Linked DNA regions of Homo sapiens: region 1 is linked to region 2. A link is a loop called in an ENCODE intact Hi-C map of the cell type or tissue named here. Cell type or tissue: HCT116. All regions are shown on one strand. Each heading gives the region's core, and the rest is flanking DNA. Links, peaks and the distances in the headings are about the cores only.

Evidence for each region. Hi-C counts contacts between places; a loop is a spot of excess contacts. Peaks named below come from ENCODE experiments on the same cell type or tissue, not always from the same donor. Only the 100,000 strongest peaks of a DNase experiment are listed, where the experiment ranks them.
Region 1: it touches region 2 in a loop (4-fold over the local background); 3 of 110 quality-filtered maps call a loop at or near these places.

Annotation. Positions count from the first base shown.
Region 1 is chr3:111,983,403-111,991,096 of GRCh38, reverse strand. It overlaps ABHD10 (abhydrolase domain containing 10, depalmitoylase), which reads right to left. Exons shown (of 5, transcript NM_018394.4): 3 at 4,722-4,833; 4 at 4,046-4,183. Among named protein-coding and RNA genes, the nearest start is that of ABHD10, 8.2 kb to the right of the region's middle. RefSeq lists enhancers at 4,090-4,589, 4,590-5,091. In HCT116, for the core only: a CTCF peak has its summit at 1,836 (motif pointing left); a DNase peak (open chromatin) is centred at 1,826; H3K27ac peaks cover 1,540 bases.
Region 2 is chr3:111,711,828-111,719,521 of GRCh38, reverse strand. PLCXD2 (phosphatidylinositol specific phospholipase C X domain containing 2) reads right to left here. Exons shown (of 4, transcript NM_001413064.1): 3 at 5,394-5,635. Among named protein-coding and RNA genes, the nearest start is that of PLCXD2-AS1, 38 kb to the right of the region's middle. In HCT116, for the core only: CTCF peaks have their summits at 1,798 (motif pointing left) and 3,391; DNase peaks (open chromatin) are centred at 1,821 and 3,403; H3K27ac peaks cover 1,447 bases.

The sequences.
Region 1 (7,694 bases), core at 35-4,034, 270 kb before region 2:
TCAGGGCTAGGCTACTAACTGTTATGGCTAAGACTCAAACTTAAATTTAAATTTATTTAATTTTATCATACACTATCTCAAATCAGATGTTGCTTCACCCCAACTGAAAAGAAAAATGAAGAGGGAGAAAAGCACTACAATTTCTTGGAATCAGTCCAGGTATCATTCATATTTAAATAAAATCAAATCTTAGAATAAACATTGTTTAGATTTCAAAATTGTAAACCTAAAAGTGCTTATAAGTAGCTAAAATGGATATGGCATAGGGAAAGAAGAGAAAGAATCAAACACAGAACTAAGAATAAAAAAATAAGAGTAATTACATTGTAACAATCATACACATACTCATGCAATTTTAGGCTGAATGTAAAGAAATATAGTTTTTCCTTCCAGAGTCCTATAAAAGAGAAAAAATTTGATTTTTGTTCTGGATGACAAAGAAGTCTTCCACATACTTCCTGAAAGCCAAACAATAATATCTGTATATTTATTCCCTTAAAATGAAATATACATGTCCTTTGACTTTTTGAGAACTCTTATTTTTTATATAATTTATCTTAATTTTTCTAAAAAAATTAGAATTTTGTATAATGAGTAACATGCAGTCATTATAGAAAACATAAAAATAATTAAAGAAATAAATCACCCATAATCCTATCTTATGGAGAGAAAAACCATTAATATATGGCTTATTTCCTTCCAATATTTGTCTATATGTGTTTTGGTTTTTGTGTAATATGTAAAATACATACATATTACACATTCATATACAGTTTTCTATGCTGTTTATTTAGTACATATATTTCTGGGTTTAAAAAATTCTATGAAAAGGTTTTAAATGCTGCACAGCAGTCCACCATAATTGACTTAATTAGTTTGACCATCTCATACTGTGGTATTGTCATGAACACTTTTGAGCATAAAAGTTTATTTATATATAATAGATTATTGGAAAGATGATCACAGCTTAAAACTAAAACAAAAATCAAGCTATGAATAGTTTCAAGACTGTTACAATCATATAATATTAAGGGCATTTCTAGAAAAATGGAATGGACATCTTATCAAAAATTTTAAAAAATAAGGAAAGAAAAGCTACACATATTTGAAAAATTTAAAGTTTCAACAAATATACTATGATTTTCCCATGTTTAAAATTGTTAATTTATTGCAAATGTAAAAAGGAAAACAAGAACTTAAAAAATATGTATGACATAATATAATCTATATGTACTTAGGCTTTAATGTATTTTTAATTCCAAAAAGACTTAATAATTCAGTAAAAAAAAAACTGTACTTCTAAATATGTCTCCAAATGATTTAAAATTAATGAAATTCTACAAAACTATAAAATGTATATAAATCTATATCAATATCATGGCATTCTCTGTATTAAAACAACATATGAACCAAATATTTAAAGTAAAGATGACATTTAGCTATCCTCAAGCTACTCAGGATTGTTTCTGAATTTGTAAATACTTCAGCAGATAGAACTTAGTCCCACTGGTTATTAGCTGAAGTGGAGGCTTTGCTAATTAAGGCGACACTGAATTAATAATAGTTTCATTTTAAGCATCCCTGGCCCCCAACTAGCTCTGCTACCTGCCACTGAATTGAATGAAAATGGTCCATCTGAAGAACAAAGTTAACTTTATAAAATGTTGTATGTCTCAAGTCCTCAAGAACAAAAAGTTCAGAAACAGCAAAGACATTACCCAAAGAAAATGTACAATATATTAAGTTCTACATCAACAAAACTTATCAAGGCAATGTGGTTCAGAAGCTTACATTCCCAACAGCTGTGCATCATGTCTGAGGCCCTCTAGTGTCCAAAGAAGGTGATAATGATTAGAGTCAGTTAAAGAGGATGGTCAAGTTCTTAGAGAAGAAATGAGAAATGCTGGGCTTACTATTCCCAGGGTTATAAAAGATAGTAAAAATCTCCACATCTGCTCCGTTGACATTGTTAGGGCTAGCTGTTTATGTGGAGAAGAGATAGCGGTCTTAGTGTTGGTGCTCTTTCCTTATACATGCTTTTAAGTTAACCAAGGGCTCAACATGCTTCTGTTAACAACTGCTTATCTGAGTAAGTATTAGCAAAAAATGCCTTGATTTGCAGATTATAAATCTTCTCAATTAGAAAGTATCTACCCTATGCTCACTCTGACTGATGTGAACACACACACACGCAGAGAAATGTACATGGCCAGGCACAGTGGCTTGTGTCTCTAATCTCAGCACTTTGGGGGTCCAAGGCAGGAGAATCTCTTGAGCCTAGGAGTTCAAGACCGGCCTGGGCAACATGGCGAGACCCCATCGCTACAAAAAATACAAAAATCAGCCAGGCATAGTGGTGTGCACTTGTGGTCCCAGCTACTCAGGAGGCTGAGGTGGGAGGATCTCTTGAGTCTGAGGGGTCAAGGCTGCAGTAAGCAATGACTGCACCACTGCACTCCAGCCTGGGCAACAGAGATACCCTAAAAACCCCCCCAAATAAAAACAAAACCAAAACAAATGTACACAGGTTTTGTCATTTACCAATAATTACAAAATACAATAAACCCCCAACCCCCAAAAATCAACTCCTTTTCAATCTGCTATGTCTTTGAGATAATTTCCTACCCAAGAAGCGCTGTATTATTGAGTTAAGAGGATGGAGCAAGGAGTCCACATTTAGATCCACAAAATGTCAAAGGTGGGAAAAACATGAAGACATTGAGCAACTATGTATGAGAAACCACCAAGAAAGTGAACAAAATTCAGAAACAGGAGATAAGTTCAAGGAAGACCAGCTTTGTAATTTCAGCTCTGATAGGAAATAATATGAGAAACCTGAATACACACACAATGCTATTTCTTAAGGAGCTTAAAACAACGTGAACTAAGAATGAACTTAGTTAATATATGGCACAGGTATTAATGCAGAACTTGAGGCAAATCAATGACATTCTACTATTCAACACTGCATACGTTTTTTCTTCTTTTTTTTTAAATTTCTGAACCTCCTTCTCCTCTTCCCCCATTCTCTAAAGCATTGTTCTCAAACTTTACAAGAGGTTTGTTAAAACACAGACTGCTGGGCCATACCCCCAGTTTCTGATTCAGGGTAAAACCCAAGAATTTGGGTTTCTAACAAGTTCTCAGGTGCTGCTGCTGCTGCTAGCCTAGGGACCATATTTTTTAACTACTGCTCTGTTTTCTTTAATTTCTGTGTCTCTGTCACTCTGACTGACAATATCTGTCTGGAGAGTTCTGTTGGGAGGAACTGAGGCTGCTTTTAGGCTAAAACAAAGACAGTCAGCTCTCCATATTCATGGTTTCTGCATCCATGGATTCAACTAACTTTGTATCAAAAATATCTGGAAAAAAAAGGTTACCTCTGTATTGAACGTGTACAGTCTTTTTTTCTTGTCCGTATTCCCTAAACGATACAGTATAGCAACAATTTACATAGCGCTTACATTGTACTAGGTATTTTAAGTAATCTGGCAATGATTTAGATTATACAAGATTATGTGCAAATACTACACCATTTTTTTTCTCAGAGACTTGACCATCTGTGGATTTTGGTATCCATGGGAGGTCTTGGAAGCAATCCCCTTCAGATACCAAGGGATGACTGCAGTTTCAGTTCATTAGCCCACTCTAACATAGTCATAAGAACAGGCACTACTCCCCATATGCCACAAAGTAAGAGGACCAAAAGGAGATCACGATGTATGATTCAAATAAGTAAATGTAATAATAAAGAAAATGTGGCTAAAAAAAAAGAAACTTCAAAGTGTGATATTGTTAATGTGTCTCAAATATTTGGCAGAATGATTTGAAGAGACTATGAAGAAACGAAATCTTAAACAAGATGACAAATAGTTAAAGATAGAAAAGAGGTTGTGTACAGAAAGGCAGCTAAGACAAAAGTTGGGCCAGCACAGTAAGTCAAAGGAATTATTGTTTTCTGTCCCCCCTTCCCTCAAAGAAAGAGGGAGCAGAAGAAGTATAAGCGGTAAATATATTGAGGTGGCAAAAGTGACTTTTGACTTACCTCAACAGGAAGCTGATTAAACTTTGTCACTAAGGTATCTGCAGCTGTAGCTACACCAATAAGAGCCACGACCTTCTCTGGTCGTGCAATTGCAGCATGAAGCATAAGCCACCCTCCAAGGCTAGATCCAACAAGAATCTAAAAATAAAATAAAATAAAACATTAGGTCTTTAAGATAGAACAGGTTATAAACATAAAACAAAATATGTACAATAAAAAATTAGAAAGTAAAAATAGAATCATTTTAAATCAAATATCAAAATGGATTAAACATTTAAATTAAATAAAAACATTTTCATATCTAAAGAAACAGCTTAGGCCGGGTGTGGTGGCTCACGCCTGTAATCCCAGCACTTTGGGAGGCCCAGGCGGGCGGATCACGAGGTCAGGAGATCGAGACCATCCTGGCCAACACGGTGAAACCCCATCTCTACTAAAAATACGAACAATTAGCCGGGCGTGGTGGCGGGTGCCTGTAGTCCCAGCTACCTGGGAGGCTGAGGCAGGAGGATGCCGTGAACCCGGGAGGCAGAGCTTGCAGTGAGCCAAGATTGCGCCACTGCACTCCAGGCTGGGTGACAGCACGAGACTCCATCTCAAAAAACAAAACAAAACAAAACAAACAGCTTAAATACGAGGTTACAGTAATTATCATCATACTTAACAAAACAGTCACCTGTGGCCCATCAGCTAAGTCATCAATTATAGAAAGAACATCTTTTCTCCATTTCCCCAGTGTGCTTTCCTCTGAGTTACCATCTGAACTTCCAACTCCTGAGTAATCAAACCTGGAAAAAGGGGAAAAAAATCTATATCTAAATATCTATATATCTGCTTCTTTAATTTTTAAGAAAGATAGCACCTTCCTCATTACTATAATGCTTATAGTGAAACATCACAATCAATATGTATTTTAGCAAATTCTATTGGCTTATTAACTTTCAAATACCTCCTGTGTCCAATCACTTTCTCACCTCCTCCACTGCTACCAGCCTGTTGCTAGTCACACTGTCTCTCAACCTAACTGAATGCAATAGTCTCCTAAAAAGTCTCCTGTTTGCATTTTCACACTCATTGTCTTTCCCTATATAGTAGAGTGATCCTTTTAAAACAAAACCATGTCTTGCAAACCCTCCAAAGGCTTTCTATAATCTTTAAATCCAGAGCCCTTACCATACTTTGGTGCCTGATCACCTCTCTGATCTCATTTCTCATTGTTTTCTCTCTCTCCCTCCCTCCCTCCCAACTGTATCTTCGCTTTGCTTCTTGAAGCTCCCATCTCATCAGCTTTTCTCTCCACATGGCATACTCTCCTCCAGATAGCCATTTAGATTGCTCCCACACTTCATTCAGGCCTTTGGCTCAAATATTACATCCTCAGAAAAGCCTCCCATGACCATTCAATTATTAAAACTGTGCTGCTTTCATCATTCTCTAATTCTTTACTCTGCTTCATTTTCTTCATAGCACTTATTACTACTTGAGATATATTTGATTATTTATGGTCCATCTCCCACATTAGAATGAAAGTTCCACATGGGCACAAGCTTTGTTTCAATGCGTTCCTAGTGCCTAGTTCAGTTCCTTGCGAGTGGTAGGTGCTTAGTGTATATTTAGTGAATTGATGGAAGGGAAGGAGACCAGAATAAAATTCATCATCACCAACCCATCCCTTTCTCCTTCCAACTTCCTAGTTATCTAGGCTCAGTTATCTGTCTGATCTATGAATTTTACCTCTCCTTAAGGGTATCAAATCAATAAAAAATCATGGTGGTATAAAGTATCATACCACACCCACAGGTTACCTAAACTCTAGTCATACTGAACTACTCCTAATTCCCAGTTACACCCTTTTATAACTTAGAGCCTTAGCATGCTGTTCTGCTGCCAAGAACAGCTTCCTCCCCAACCCAAATTCGTAGTCACCCTTTAAGTCATGTCACCTCCTCTGAGGAACTTCACTTGACATATATGCCCCATTTAGTACCAGTCACTTTCTTTTGTATGTACTCAACACTTTTCATATTGTATTGTAATCAAGTTTGTTTTTAAACATTCATCTCCCTCTGACTAGAATGTCAGTTCCTTAAGAGGAGGCTGTTTTATTCGTTTGTTTTTCCAGGCCACAGAATACTGCCTGCCCTATACCATCACCATTCTTTCTCATTTCTTCTTATGTTCATCCCTTTCTTGGTACTTTGGTAAGTCCAGTATCTTGGTGTAGGTGTTTATTTGTCATCTTAGACCTAGACTATCACAGTAGCCTTCTATCTTGTGTCTCTATGACTCTGTCTTTAAATAGAGTCACTATATACATGTCAGTTTTTTTCTTTAACATTTTAGCATTACCTTCAGTGCTCCCTGTGATATACAACATAAACACTTAGTGCTTTGGCCTGTTTTTTTGAACCATTATATTCTGGTCATTTCAGATTGATTTCACAATAAATTTTACAGTAAATTTTTTTTTACTACTAAATTTTACAGTAGTACTCACTTCATCAGGGAATACTACTGCTTTAGACAAATTGATGAACTTACTGTTCCTAAAATAGGTCTATGTTTTCTTATGTGTTTCACATCTCACACTGTTGATTCCTTTACCTGGAATACCTTCTTCCATCATCTTCTTTACTGATATATTTTCCCTTCTTTACTGATATCCTTTCCCAGAGCCTAGTTCAAATGAACCTTTTTGGTGGAATGGCTGGTACAGTAAGTAAGGGATTTATGAGAAATAGGGGAGAGAAGAAATTAAATTTTTCTTTAGGTTTGAAGTGAAACGATTTTGGATCCTTGGGAAATAGAACAGGGCAACTGGTGCAGTCTAAATCAGTTACTGTTTCCCCCTCAATCCAGGGTATGTAAGAGATGGGTAGAAGGGGTGGAAGAAAAAAGGGGGAAAGACACCAACTAATTTTCTCCTTTTCTCTCTTCATAGGTGGCAATTGGATATGGCTGAATGTGGCATCTTTTACAGTTAGCTGCCTTCCAAATATATGGTGAGGATGCAAAATACTTGTACAGCTCCTTCATGAAGGAAAATATAAATACTTGGTGATACTAACAGGGTACCATTAAAAAAATATAGTTAACTCTCACTGAACCCCAATCCAGAGACAAAGATAATCCAAACATATTCAGCACTTTAAAACTTTTAAACAGTAGCACATCTCCATCTTAGCAGCCTCAATAGTCTGGGATGTAGTCCCAAATAAAAATTCTATTACAAATAATTATGAGAGAATACCAGCCTTAAAACCATATGTTATATTCCTGAGATCTGAATCAGTCTTATTTTAGGCATGGTGATAGGACCTTAATAAAACATTTTCATATAGTCATATGTTTTATTTCTTGTGTAATAAACTATTTCATCATTGAAGATCTAAATTTTACAGCAAAAAATCCCAACAAAAGCAACCTGAAAAATTAGAGAATAGAAGATAAAATCTCTTATAATAAAGTGCAATCAATAGTTAACAATAATTAGACTGTGATGAACTTTGATAAGAGCAAATAAAATGGAACTTGTTCAAACTAAATATTTGTAGTTAAGCACTATTCTTTATGAAGGTATACTCACACAGGATCCAAAAATGCAGAAAAGCCACATTATGTCTTATAGGGAGACAGGAACTGGTTATAA
Region 2 (7,694 bases), core at 231-4,230:
TTTGTGTATCCAGTTTCCTACACTGGCAGGATGGACACTTGGGCTATTGCCAGTTTTTTGGATATTATGAGTAAAACTGTTATCTGTTCAATTCTTTTACTCATTTTTTCATTTTCTTTTAAAAAAATTGTTGAGTTGTAGAAGTTATTTATATAGCCTAGATACTGGTCTTCTGTCAGATATATTTTGTGAATATTTTCTCCTAGCCTATAGCTTGTCTGTCAGTTTTCTCAGTGACATATTTTCATGAGCCGAATTCCTTAATTTTTACAGATTCTAATTTGTCCATTTTTTTTCTTTTATGGCTTCTGTGATCTAAGAACCACTTCAGTCCACTCCAAATTTACAAACATATCCTATGTTTTATTCTAAAAGCTTTATGGTTTTTAGCTTTTAGGTTTAGCTCTAAGAACCATCTCAAATTGATTTTTGTTTATGGTATAAAGTAGGAGGTCAAGGCTTACTTTTTTCATATGGATATACAGTTATTCGATCACTAAGTGTGGCTTCTTAATAGACCAATACTTAATCAGTTGTCTCACTAACGGTCTTTCAGTCTCATTTTATTAATCAAAGGCTTCCTAGGTGACAGCCAGTTATTTAGTGACATAAAGGAATAATGAAAATTCAATGTGATAATTTCTGCATTAATAGTAAGTGTAAACTACCACAGGCAGCATAGAGAAGAAAGCAATAAAGTGTACTCACAGTTTACATCATAGTAAAAACAGCTCAATACATACTCAGTAGGCTGAGAATGCTTTAAAGAAGACAGAAGAAACTCTCCCTTGATGCTGCCTGCCCTTCTTTCAGCACATATCTTGACTTCTCAGTTTTCCAGACAACCCTGTTCAGGCCTTGGTAGCATTTTGTCCTTCTCCTCTTTCTTTTTCTCTTACCATAACTATAATCAGTCCTGGGTCTCCTCCCTCTCTCAGTGGACTCTACAATCAGCCACGGGCTAAAACACATATCATAAATCAATCAATCTATCTATCTATCTATCTATCTATCTATCTATCTATCTATCATCTATCCATCATCTTATTTTTTTTTTGAGACGGAGTCTTCCTCTGTCCCCCAGGCTGGAGTGCAGAGGCGCGATCTTGGCTCACTGCAAGCTCCGTCTCCCGGGTTCACGCCATTCTCCTGCCTCAGCCTCCCGAGTAGCTGGGACTACAGGCGCCCGCCACCACGCCCAGCTAATTTCTTTGTATTTTCAGTAGAGACGGGGTTTCACCGTGTTAGCCAGGATGGTCTCGATCTCCTGACCTGGTGATCCGCCCACCTCGGCCTCCCAAAGTACTGGGATTACAGGCGTGAGCCACTGCGCCTGGCCTATATTTTTATATTAATAGCTGATTATGACTTAAAAGATCACCCTCCCAGGGGTACTTCCATTTTGAACGGGGACTCCTGAAGAGTGATAATAATAATGCTTCATACAGATTTTTGGGGAATTAAACAAAATAATACATGTAAAGTGTTTAGAAGAGTTTCTGTGATATGATAAGTGTGGTAAAAAAAAAAAGGTAAGGAATCATAACTGGAAGAGTGTGAGGTAGAAATATTTGGTGGCTGGGAGTAAGAAACTACACCTTAAAGAGGTCACATCCTCCTGCTTACGTGACAACATGTTGTGGTTTGGAAGTGAGAAGCTGCAAATACAGACTTCCTTAAAGATAGACCAAGGATACACAAGGAACCACACCAAGGACACAGTAGTACTGAACCTGATAGATTCAAGACTTCATTTTAAAAGCCTGAGTCAGTGTTGAAGTATGAGGTGCAGGCGCCCTCTGCTGGTCATTACAGGGAAATGAGCCTTAAAGGCTTGTAACTCCAGTCACTGCAGCCAGAGCCTCCTCACCTTGGAGGATCCCTGGAGCCTGAGCAGAGAAATGCAGTGAAAGGTATGTACCTGTGGTTTCCAGTGACAAAGAGTTCTGTGTCAGCTTCGGGTAGCATGTGTCAACCTTCTCCAAGGCAAGGATCAAATAATTAGGATTAAGTACGAAGAAGGGGAAATGCAGAACCCACAGTGAAGAGGAGCTACTTTATTTTCTCAGCTCTTGGTATTTACCAGGACAAGGGATCTGTGCAAAAGGCTGAACCTGACAGTGCTGACAGGCCCGTGAGGCAACAGTTCCCATGGATGGCAGAGCAGGAGGTTAAAAACTTCCCTTTGACCTTGGGGCCCAGCTGGGAACAAGGGTGGTCCATAGTGTTTCTGGGTGTCTTTACAAATAGGGATGGCATGTCTATTTTCTGCCAGCCACTGTGGCTGGCATTTTCATGTTAAGGCTACAATCTGATGAGGTTTATTAATCCTGTTTAACTGGTGAGAAAACCACAGCTCAGAGACCTCAGAAAACTTGTCCACGGCCACCCTGTTGCTCAGGGACTGCATTGATTTGCTAGGGCTACCATAGCAAAACACCACATACTGGTTGGCTTAAATGACAGAAATGTATTTTCTCTTGTTTTAGAAGTTGGACATCCAAGATCAAAGTGTCATCAGATTTCATGTCTCCTGAGGCCTCTGTCCTTGGCTTGCAGACAGCCGCCTTCTTATTGCATTCTCACATGGCCTTTCCTCTGTGAACACATATCTGTGGTGTCTCTTTGTGTGTCTAAATTTCCTTTTCTTTTAAGGATACCAGCTAGACTGGATTAGGGCCCACCCTAATATCCTCGTTTTGACTTAATTACCTCTTTAAAGGCCGTATCTGCAAATGTACCCACATTCTGAGGTAACTGAGAGTTGGGACTTCAATATGTGAGCTTGGGGATGGCGGGGATGGGACGGGGCACAACACAATGCACCCTGGAACAGGGAGCATGTCAGGCTGCACTCTCAGGCCTTCTGATTTCAGTCCATGTTCCCTTATAGAGTTCATGGATGCTCTGTCCTCAAGCTTAGGCAAAGCATTTTCATATGATTTCAGTGAGAGTGCCATGAACCTGAATTTCAGGTTTCTATAAGTCTGGGAGAAACCACCATGGAAATTGAGTCAAATGGCTATATTTCTTGTGGCTTCCTTCTACGGTGTTGAACCAAAATGAACAAGATCTTAGCTCCAAAGTTTATCGAAGAGTTAGGGGGTTAAATCCCTGCCGAGAAACCACCTCTACATTTGTAAGAAAATATACCCTGTCTTTTTTTTCTTGGTTTGAGCTGACCACCAGTGCCAGCGACCAGTTGTTAGGACAGACCCTCTGGGTGTTGGCACACAGGGGAAGGTCCTATGTTTGTTCAACAGCCCAGAGGAAATGACAGCCACACTCTGCACTGGCCTTTTGGAACAAACTCAACCAGAGCTATATTTTCCTCCTTCAGTTGATGTGCAGGACTAGGAATGCATGCATACTTGCAATATTCTTATGGCCGGCAGGGGGGCGAGATGCCAAAGAAAGTATCTTTCCAAGCTTGGGGACATTGGCTTGCTGCTAGCAGTAGTGCAAGGGCTCTGGCATAGTAGGATCCCTTGGCTTTGGGCGCATGCCAACATCATTATCTCTCATCATAAAGGAAAGAGCCAATGTTTCACTTGCAGCCAGATTAAAGTTTTAGGAATGTACAGATATGAAAAGCTTTGTGACATTGTGGGTTACTAGTTATAACCTGTGAGATATTACCAGATTCAGGTACTAATAAGACAACTGCAGGCCTGTGGAACAGAAAAGAATAAGCACAAAAATATGCAGTATCCAAGTCAGTGTCCAACGCTGAAAAGGGCAGTGGTCTAACGATCAGAAGGCCAGAGTCTGAGAGGTATTCTTGACTTTTACTAGCTGTATGGATTGGGGTCACTTAAGCTCCCTGAATCCCATCTAAAGAGGGGATGATAATATGCTGTAGACAATGTGCCATCCTAGAGGCTGACTTGATTTAAGAATCAAATGAAATCATCTGCAAAAAGCCATTTGATATTCAGAATATGGTATACAGATATAACTTATCCTTAGTTTTTTAAATACTCCCTCTCCATTATTAGTATGGCTGTCTGCACAGACTTCTTCACAGTGGTATTTCACATTGCTTTATAGAAATTTTCATGCCAGTTTCTGCTGCTAGACTGTGAGTTCCTTGACAGCAGACAGTATAATATTCACCTTGAATCTTTGTACCTAGCTCTTCCTAGGTGCTCAATGTTTGTTGAATGAATATATAAATAATGTTGATCTACAAATATACCAGAGGCATGAGGAAAACAGTGTGGATACACAAACATATTATTAAAACAATAAAGCTTCTAATTCGGGATCTTTCAAAGAGATATAGTGCTGGTTTATAAAATTCACTTTTCCAAGTTCAGCATAATGAATTCAGTCAAGACTTAGTAGAGCCACACAGAAAACACTTTCTGGTTTTGTCCATGGTTGACATAATCAGGAGCTCTCACCAAGAAAGAAAAATCTAGTCCTGCTGTCTAAACTCCTGCTAGGTGAACTCCTGTTATCTGAACTCATGTTACCTAAACTCAGGACCAAATAAATAGAAACATGTTTTTGGATGAATCTTTCATTATCTGAACTCTGCTCGTCAACCTGAAACTCAGGGACCAAACTGATTCTTGTAAATATCTTTTGCTACCCAAACGTATTAGCTTCCTTAGCTTGGATTGCAAGGGATTCCCTGTTATCCAAATGTATTTATAACATTCCTTTTATACATATACATATACACATACACATGTACAGGTACATAGACACATACATACACACACTCACATATATGTGCGCGCACACACACAAACACGCATACAAATAAACCATCCTTTTTCTTGAGAACATCTATCATTCATTGGTGTCCGGGATAAGGAACACCATCTGATACAAAATTACTGAAGCTTCTGCTATCTAATTGTACAACCAGGCTCAATTCTGCCCTGAGGAAGTATTTGAAGCTACAGCATGGGCATGGTGGGTGGCATCCTAAGCTGCTTCTTCAGTGACTCATGGTCACCATGGAAAGGAGAACAAATTCTTGAAGGGCCAGCTCTGAATCCTTAGCACCTAGGACAGCAGCCTATATTGAATGCTTCTTAAATGAGTGCCTGGGTCAGCTGCGAGGCACAGGCAGGACCCCATGTGGCCAGGTACCAGGAGTGAACAGACATGGTGTTGGCTCAATGTGCTTTGCCTTATAGCAAAATTTAGAGAGTACAGTATTTATGGTATGATGTGTACTTATGAACAAAGTGTTTAGAGAGCCTTTGTTAATACAATCCACCTCAACTGCATGGTTTTCTCGAATACAAAGTTTTTTGCTTGTTTTGTTGTTTTTCTAACTCCTCAGACTACATGGCTTTACTGCGATTTACTCAGAATAGAATCAAGATAAATATTTTTTAAAAAGCTTTCCTTGTGGGGTGGAAGCAAATTCTTACCTATGAACCAGCGTGTTCTTGAGGCCCCCAACCAAGCCCCGGGCAATGGTCTTCACTCTGGGGGTGAGGATCGCTTGGGAGACATGGAAGGAGCCCCGTGAGGCCCGCTCACTCAGAGTGGTCTCCAAGAAGAGGATTAGTTTGCGCACACTTGTGGTGTTTGCCCAGGGCGCTGGAATCTTCTTTCCTGGCCACAGGAAGGGGTACTGCTTGTAGAAGGGACAGTGGTAGAAAATAAGAACCTGAAATATTCAAAACACAAAAAGGAGAGCAATCCATAAAAATGCTGAATGTTAACTCCTCCGTTTTATACGGACTGCTAGGAAAAAGGCAAGAAAATATAATCATATGTGGAAAGTCAAGAACTGTTTATATTAATATATATTTTTAGGAAATCAGCAAAGATTTACAGAGCACTTGCCATATGTCTGACTCAAAAATTCTTAATTTTGTTGGCATAAATACCTTTGGAAGTATATTAAAATCATGGACCCCCTTCTCAGAATTACATGTTAAATGAATGCATACAATATACAGGATTACAAAGAAAATCTATGATATGGAAATATAGCAATCAATATATTAAATAAGTTTGTAATAAATTAATGTATGTGCTGCATGATAAATGCATTCAATAAAAATATTTTGTTGTAAGTCTAATAAGTCCCATAACTGTGAGTTAGGGATAAGCATAAGTGGTATCTCAGATATCTGCGATAACCAAAATGTGAGATGGACGCATCTAGGGAGATAAAAATCAGGCAGGGCTAAGATTGTTGTGGGTCACCGCCTGCCCTCATAATCTATGGGTATACTAATTTTCAGTTCAATTTTAGTAAAAATGAATATGTATTTTTTTTCCCATCCAAATTTAAAGACTTCTTAAATTCTACCCTCATATCCCTCTGGGGAAGCTTTGGACCTCAGGCTGAGAACTCTTAGGCTGAGCAGCAAGCGCTGTCTAGAAGTTATGTCTCCTGTAATTACAAAACTGACAGCTTTTGGAGTTGAAATAAAAACACTGAACTAATTTGTGGGTAAATAGACTTTCAATCGTGTGTGCTGGCTCTGCCTGGAACTGCCCTTCCCAGGAGAGTGGGGAGTGTGCCACTTGAGTCAGGGGAGACTTTGCAGAGGCAACTGGCCTCCACAGGGACCGCTCAGGATGGTGGTGATGTTGAAAATAATTAGCAAGCTACATCCACAGCATTAATTAGTTTCTGGGAGGCAGCTGTGGGATAGGAAACTGCTATTTTGATCGTCCCAATTCAGAGCTCTGCTGTGAAGGTTTCTAAAGGAATATATTTTTCCCTGTCCCAGGCACTAGTAATCTTTTCCTGGAGGAATGCCCTGCACATGCTCACGAGGCCTGGACTGCCATCCCCGGATAGTTGGCCACAGAGGGTAATCCTCCCGGGCACCCAAGAACAAGAGCTCTGGATGTCAGCCTCATTTCCGGTGTGCATTTAGCTCGTGACTAAGGTGCCTGACTAACTGCTCCCCAAGGCCCAGAGCTGGGGAGCACCAGGCTGGTTGCACTGAACTGGGTAACGGCTGTTCTTGTTGTTTCTAATGGTTTTGAGTAATGTCTGACTGACTGCTAATGACGTCTGTGGTAAACCGGTGTGTTAATGAGGTTAATCACAGGCTCATGATAAGCAGATTGCCTGGGGGAAGGGGAGGATTTCCTTGTAGAGGTGTAATTGGCCAGGTGGTAAGCCTGGGGGCTGTGAGGAAAGCCGTCCTGTGCAGTGGACCGTGGGAGAGGTGGGAGGCGGTGCAGCCCTGTGACAGGACCTGTCAGACACATCTTGGGCCTGCCCGTGGGCCACATTTCAGGGAACGAGAGGACTGTGCCATTCTTTACTCTGCCTTGGAAAAAGTGCATTAAGTACAAATTATCCAAAAGGGTCTTTATGCCTTTCTTCAAGAGCCTTCTTGAGCAATCTGACCCTAAAGGTTACAGGGAGAATTTCTGTTTACAGGGGGAGGCCGGCCTTGCAAACCAACTCCCACTGTACAGGGATCTAGGTGCAGCAACTGTCACTCAGGGCCTGTGTTTTGCATCTGCCTCCCTCTCCCCCCAACCTCTGTCTGCTGTGTTTTTCTCTGAAATACTCTCCTCTCTATCTCAGTGGTTCATGTTCAGTTTTTCTCTTGAGACTCAGATTAAAAGTCTCATTTCCTTCAAGAACGATTCCTTGATGGACCTCCTCTTATTCTGGTCATTCTTTTACTTGGAGCCTCTGGGATATAGACTTAATGCTACGTTCTACTTTTCAACTGATTTATTACAAAATC